Regions from separate parts of the Homo sapiens genome. Here region 1 is linked to region 2. Evidence: chromatin contacts called from ENCODE Hi-C or POLR2A ChIA-PET data. All regions are on one chromosome and are shown on one strand. Each heading gives the region's core, a stretch centred on a gene start or an enhancer-like site at or near the end of the contact. The rest is flanking DNA. Distances are from core to core; before and after follow the strand shown. Region 1 holds the start of CLUAP1 (clusterin associated protein 1). Region 2 holds the start of MLST8 (MTOR associated protein MLST8).

Region 1 (3,282 bases), core at 150-2,649, 1.3 Mb before region 2:
GTGCCATCTTGGCTCACTGCAACCTCTGCCTCCCGGAATCAAGCAATTCTCCTGCCTCAGCTTCCCAAGTACCTGGGACTACAGACGCGCGCCACCATGCCCGGCTAATTTTTTGAATTTTTAGCAGCGGCAGGGTTTCGCCATGTTAGCTAGGCTAGTCTAGAACTCCTGAAATTAAGTGATCCGCCTGCCTCGGTCTTCCAAAGGGCTGGGATTACAGGCGTGACCCACTGCGCCCAGCCGTAACCAACACTCTTAGCCTCGTTCTTCCACTTCCCCACCCTCTTAGCAAAGGAATTCGAGCTCCCTTCTCCTTACCAGCCCTGCAGAAAGGATGCAGATGGAGTTCAGGATGTCTGGAGTTCAGGCAACCTGAATTCAAGCCCCAGTGCCACCTCCTACCGCCTGTATCACCTGCCCAAGTTACCTGACCTCTCTGTGCCCGTTTCCTCACTACCAAATACAGGGGGCACAGAGTTGTTCAGATGATTAAAATGAAATGCGCATAACACAGAGCGGGCCCTGGCAGATCGTTAAAACTCAAAAAATGTTAGCCGCAATGATTATCACCCAGCCTCCTCTCCTCGGTTTCGTTGCTGGTTGTTTTTTTTTTGGTTTGTTTTTTGTTTTTTGAGATGTTGTTTCGCTCTTGTTGCCTAGGCTGGAGTGCAATGGCCCGATCTCGGCTCACCGCAACCTCCAAAGCGATTCTCCTGCTTCAGACTCCCGAGTAGCTGGGATTACAGGCGCCCGCCACCACCCCCGGCTAATTTTGTAATTTTAGTAGAGACGGGGTTTCTCCATGTTGGTCAGGCTGGTCTCGAACTCCCGACCTCAGGTGATTCGCCCGCCTCGGCCTCCCAAAGTGTTGGGCTTACGGGCGTGAGCCACCGCGCCCGGCCTGCTGTTCGGTTTTCTAAGCGCTAAGCTAACCCAACTCAAAAAATAGTCTCTAAACTCTCCATGCATTTTCCAATACGGTAGCGAAGAGCGGCATGCAGCTACACAAACAGAAATAAATTACACTTAAAAATTCAGTTATTCATCTGCACTAGCCACATTTCAAGCGTTCTGAGCCACACGCGGCCAGTGGCAGATAGAGAACTTTCCATCCTCGCTAGAAATGGCCGAAGAAGGGCCTGGGACGCTCGGCCGGGTTGCAGCCGCGGGTCAGGCGGTCCCTGAGGCGCAGAGGCCCGAAAGGAGCCTCCGGCAGCGCAAGCCTCAGGGATCGCCTACACAGGGGACCCGGCGGGCGGGAGCCCTGAATCTCTGGAAGACCCGCAGGTCACAGGGGCGCGGGGCTGCCTTACTGCGGAGGTCGCGGAAAGACATAACGCTCAGGTCCCCAGGAGCCCAGGGTCGCAACTGCTCGCCCCTCAGCGATCACAGGCCCAGCGCTCGACGATCTCTATGGCAACCAATGGACCCTTGGACGGCGCACGGTCAGGGACAAACAAAAAGCGAAGCGAAGACGCGGCGGCACGTGCATACGCACGGGGAGAGCGGGCCGGCAGAGAGCGCTCCTGAGACGCCGAGGGCAGAGGGCGTGGCGATACCGGCGTCTATGAGGGCTGCAAGCTTCCCAGCTTCTGGGCGTCTGTTTACACGCTTTGCGGACGTTTCGCGCTGGGTGACAGGTTCTGAGTACCTACTACGTGCTTGATATTGCGCTAGGCGCTTTCCATATTGCTTATTTCCCCCTCATTTCTATAAAGAATGCACGATGCTTGGCTGGGCGCGGGGGCTCACGCCTACAATCCCAGCACTTTGGGATGCCGAGGCGGGCGGATCACTTGAGGTCAGGAGTTCGAGACCAGCCTGGCCAACATGGCGAAACCCCGTCTCTACCAAAAAATACAAAAATTTGCCAAGCGTGGTGGCGCACACCTGTAATCCCAGCTACTCGGGAGGCTGAGGCAGAAGAATTACTTGAACCCGGCAGGCAGAGGTTGCAGTGAGCCGAGATCGCGCCACTGCCCTTCGGCCTGGCGACAGAGCGAGACTCTGTCTCAAAAAAAAAAAAAAAAAAAAAATGCACTATACTCAGGAAGCCCGCCTTCCCCCGTCCGAGGCACAGCGCGCTCCTCGTCGGAATCTGGTTGCCGAGCGGAGGACGGGATCACTGTGGGCGCCCAGAGGCAGGCCAGGCCTCGGTCTCGCGCACGCGCAGACGGCTCGGGCTGCACAACAGGCCGGAAAGGGGCCCTGAGCCGCTCGCGCCGCGCGGGTCCCGGCAGCCCTAGCCTCTGCATGGGGGCGCGAGGAGACGGCAGGAAGGGGCGGCCTCCACGTGTGAAATGGGGAGATGCCCCGCCAGGCGTGGCACAGCAGCCGGGTTTTGTAAGGTAGCTTGAGCAGGAACAAGGAAACAGCGTAGTGCACAAAGCGATTGGTTGGCATCAGGTTATTTCAGATGCATTTCTTTGGGTTAAAGCAGAGGGGGCTTCCTTATGCCAGCCTAGGTGGACAGGGCCCCTTTTGTTGGTTGCAGTGAATCTTCTGTGTTTTGGCAGACTGGCCTGTCTCTAAGTTCGCATTGATTACGTGGCACCTTGCACTAGCGATTCCATTCTGGTTTGGTCTGGTCCGTTGGTACCTTGTGCAGGAGCTCGCTCCAAAACAATGGCCTCCCATAAATGTTGCTTCACGTGTTATTAAGAAAAACAAAAGATAAGCCACAGTCTAGAAGAAAATATGCACAAAACACATATCTGATAAAGAGACGTGTATCCAGAATGTATCAAGAACTCTCAACACTCAATAATGAGAAACAGTCTAATTAGAGAATGGAGAAAACATTTTAAAAGCTACTTCACAAAAGAAGATATATGGATGGCTAATATGCAAATGAAGAGATGATCAAGGCTATTATTAGAGAAGTGCATATTAAAACCACAATGAGATATCACTATGAAGTTATTAAACTGGCTAAAATATCAGGTAACACGTTAAAAACCTAAAAATTAAATCTAGATAAAATGGCTAAAACAACAAAAAACTCTTGACAATGCCAAGGGCTTGAAAGGATGTTGATCAACTTGAACTTTTTTTTTTGAGATGGACTCTTGCTCTTGTTGCCCAGGCTGGAGTGCAGTGGCACAATCTCGGCTCACTGAAACCTCCGCCTCCAGGGTTCAAGCGATTTTCCTGCCTCAGCCTCCGGAGGAGCTGGGATTACAGACGCGCGCCACCGCGCCCAGCTAATTTTTGTATTTTGGGTAGAGACGGAGTTTCGCCATGTTGGCGTGAGTCACCGCACGCGGCCTGCATTTCCCTGAT
Region 2 (3,194 bases), core at 157-2,656:
GGGAATAACAAGCTGGCTCCGGGCTCAAGGCAGGACTCGCGCTCTGATGCAATTCACTCTCCTCCTGTCCTCACTTCTCTCAGTAAGTCGCCCACAGGAAGCTCCCTGTCTCAGCCTCTGCTTGAAGAGAACCCAACCTAAAACGGTCTCCCAGAGCAGCCCACCCCAGCCCCGGGCAGCACGCCCCCTCCCCACCGCACCTGAGGTCCCAGATCCTGGCTGTGCAGTCCTCGCCGCCCGTGTACATCCAGCGGCCGTCTTCGTGGAAGCCCACAGACGCGATGTTCTTGTTGACGCCGTCGTAGCTGATGATGGGGTTAGGGTTATTGGAGTTGAGATCATACATGCGGATGTGCTGGTAACCTAGGGACACAGGCTGAACTGAAGCTTGGCTGTGCTGAGGTCGACCCACCAGAGCTCAGGAGTTTAGAGATCAAGGATCACAGATACCTGCAGCAGCAATCATGCTGCGGTCCGGTGTGACCTCCAAGGCATTCACCTGCTGGGACTGTTAAGGAGGATGACGGGAAGGTAGCCCTGAGGCCAGGGCCCCCCAGGCCTCCACCATCTGGCCTTCACACAGGCTGTGGTCCCCACACGAGGCATCCCCCCAGCGCCGCCCTGCCCGCCCCGGGTGGAGGATACGGAGTCCTGGTGCTGCACCGTCCGGGTGCAGATGCCGCTGTGGGCCTGCCAGAAGCGCACGGTGTGGTCGTAGCCTGCAGTGGCCAGGATGACCGGGTCACTGCCCACCGTGCCTGGGGAGGTGTTCATGGTGTGGCCTGCACGGGCCCTAGAGCTGAACGGCAGGGGTCAAAGGTCAGAGCATCTGCAGAGAAGGATGTGAAGTACTTAGAAGACACTCTCTGTGCTAAGTAGATTATAGACCCACAAGGCGCTGCCGAATGGCGCTTATCATTCCCATTTTAGAGTTGGGACAAGAAGCGCAGGTAGGTTCAGGGACACGCGTCACACGCGTGATACCTGGCTCCGGGGCTCCAGGGCGCGTGCTCCATCCCCGCCCCACGCACACGGCGGGGGCGCCGTCCCCCCCCCACCTCCGCAGCCGGCAGGGGGGAGTCACGCGCGGGCGCCACTCTGCCGCAGGGGCGGGCTGCGCGTGCGCAAGGCGGCGGATGGGCCGGGGAAAGCCGAGCGCTGCGGCTGCGCATGCGTAGCAGGCCAGCGGCAGGCCCTGATGGGAAAGGGCGCAGTCTGGCTGGACCCCCGAGCTCCCCTTTCCTCCGGTGACCGCCCTTGCTCCGTCCTGCTGGCCGGCTTCCCCTGGCCGTGCTCTCCCAGCCACCCAGCAGCCGGTTCCCGGCCCCTGGCTCGCGGCCTCCGTACCTTACGGGCGGCTCCGCACTCCGCCGTGTCCAGGACGGCGAGGGGAGCCGGAGCGAGTCGATCGAGGCCGAGCGTAGAGTTATCGATGGCTCCCTAGGGCGAGACCATGGCGCGGGCGGGGGTGGGTGGGACGAGACCAAAGTTCTGGGGCGGGGGGTTCCCGCCGGGAGGAACTCGGAGCGGTCCCCGTGCGCGGCCGCGGGCCCGGCGCGAGGTGGAAGGAAGCTGCGGCTTTCTCTCCGGCCTCCTGCCCACTGGCACCTGCCCTTCTGACACGGCTGTCCGTTTCCCGGGCTGTCGGGTCGCGCTGTTCCGGTGCCCTCCCTGACCCACTACTGCGCCACGCTGGGCTAGGATTGGCTGAAAATTACAGGACTTGAATTCAGACAAGTAACGAATAATTTTTTTTTTAGTGTAAGTATATCCAGGACATTGCATGGGAAATACTTATGCTAAAAAAATTTTATTGGGTATCCTGTAGTTTTACTTGCTAGATCTGGCACCCCAGCCCCAGCCTGACCCTCAGGACATCCCACTGAGCCCAGGGTCCCCCTCAAAACCACAGGCCCTCATTCCAGCTCTGTGAGCTCCACGCCGGTGCCCTCACCCTTGAGACAGGCTGTCGCATGGTTTTTTCCTGCTGCTCTTACAGACCTGGCTGCACCCCTTCCTCTGGCCGCAGAGGGGGTGCATCTTGTCCCTTGACCAGGCCATAGTTCCCATGGAGCCTTCCTTCCTATACCTTCACCTCCTCTCCTTCCTGCCGGTTAGCCTTTAAAAAAACACCATAAAACAATCCCAAATTATCTTCTTCAAAGAGCGGTCCTCACCATTTTTCTAGTTCCACGTCCTCACCTCCCACTCATTCCGCAACCCCAGTCATCTGCCTTTTACCCCCAGCTCTCTAGCTCTCCAGTGGAAATTCCTCAAGGTCACTGACAATCTCACTTTGCTAAATCCAGTGGATACTTTTCCTTCTTCCCACCTTTTTTTTTTTTTTCTCTCGAGACAGAGTCTCGCTTTCTCGCCCAGGCTGGAGTGCAGTGGTGCAATCTCGACTCACTGCAAAACCTCTGCCTCCCAGGTTCAAGCGATTTTCCTGCCTCAGCCTCCCGAGTAGCTGGGATTACAGGCACGCACCACCACACCTGGCTGATTTTTGTATTTTTAGTGGAGACGGGATTTCACCATGTTCGCAAGGCTGGTCTCAAACTCCTGACCTCAAGTGATCCGCCTACCTCAGCCTCCCAAAGTGCTGGGATTACAGGCGTGAGCCACTGCGCCCGGCCTCTTCCCACTTCTTCTTTCTTTTTTTTTTTTTTTTTATTGAGACGGAGTCTCGCTTTGTTGCCAGGCTGGAGTGCAGTGGTGCGATCTCGGCTCTCCACAATCTCCACCTCCCGGGTTCAAGCTATTCTCCTGCCTCAGCCTCCCGGGTAGCTGGGATTACAGGTGCATGCCACCACACCCAGTTAATTTTTCTATTTTTAGTAGAGACAGACTTTTCACCATGTTGGCCAGGATGGTGGATGGTCTTGATCTCGTGACCTCGTGATCCGCCCCCCTCAGCCTCCCAAAGTGCTGGGATTACAGGCGTGAGCCACTGCGCCCGGCCCCCTCCCACTTCTTGACGCATCTGAGCCATGGTTGACGGCACCATGCCTGAAAGGCTGCCTTCTCCTAGCTCCTGTCCCCGACATTTAGTCTCTTTCCCTGCCTGCCCGCAAGGACTCAGGCCCTTCAGCATTCACTCTGTGCACCCCACGAGATACCAGGGGGCTGATGACTGCTAGCTCTGGAGCTTCCAATGCTGTCCCTGTCCTGGGCCCCTTCCACCCTGTCTCCAG

What was found. Hi-C counts contacts between places; a loop is a spot of excess contacts on that map. ChIA-PET counts read pairs that join two places held with the same protein, here RNA polymerase II (POLR2A). Pooled maps may share reads with other maps.
Region 1: a pooled map shows a loop between it and region 2 (5-fold over the local background). The contact joins the promoter of CLUAP1 here to the promoter of MLST8 in region 2. A Hi-C loop is called at or near these places in 1 of 50 pooled maps. POLR2A ChIA-PET finds 5 or more read pairs at or near these places in 2 of 52 experiments (B cell and activated CD4-positive, alpha-beta T cell).

What each region holds. Positions count from the first base shown.
Region 1 is chr16:3,499,121-3,502,402 of GRCh38, reverse strand. It overlaps CLUAP1 (clusterin associated protein 1), which reads right to left and starts at 1,399. Exons shown (of 12, transcript NM_015041.3): 1 at 1,314-1,399. The coding sequence starts at 1,335. RefSeq lists enhancers at 1-139, 140-657, 1,165-1,544, 1,665-1,714.
Region 2 is chr16:2,203,666-2,206,859 of GRCh38, reverse strand. It overlaps MLST8 (MTOR associated protein MLST8), which reads right to left and starts at 1,406. Exons shown (of 9, transcript NM_022372.6): 1 at 1,348-1,406; 2 at 646-829; 3 at 451-502; 4 at 201-363. The coding sequence starts at 774. RefSeq lists enhancers at 1-751, 1,591-2,431 and a silencer at 849-1,498.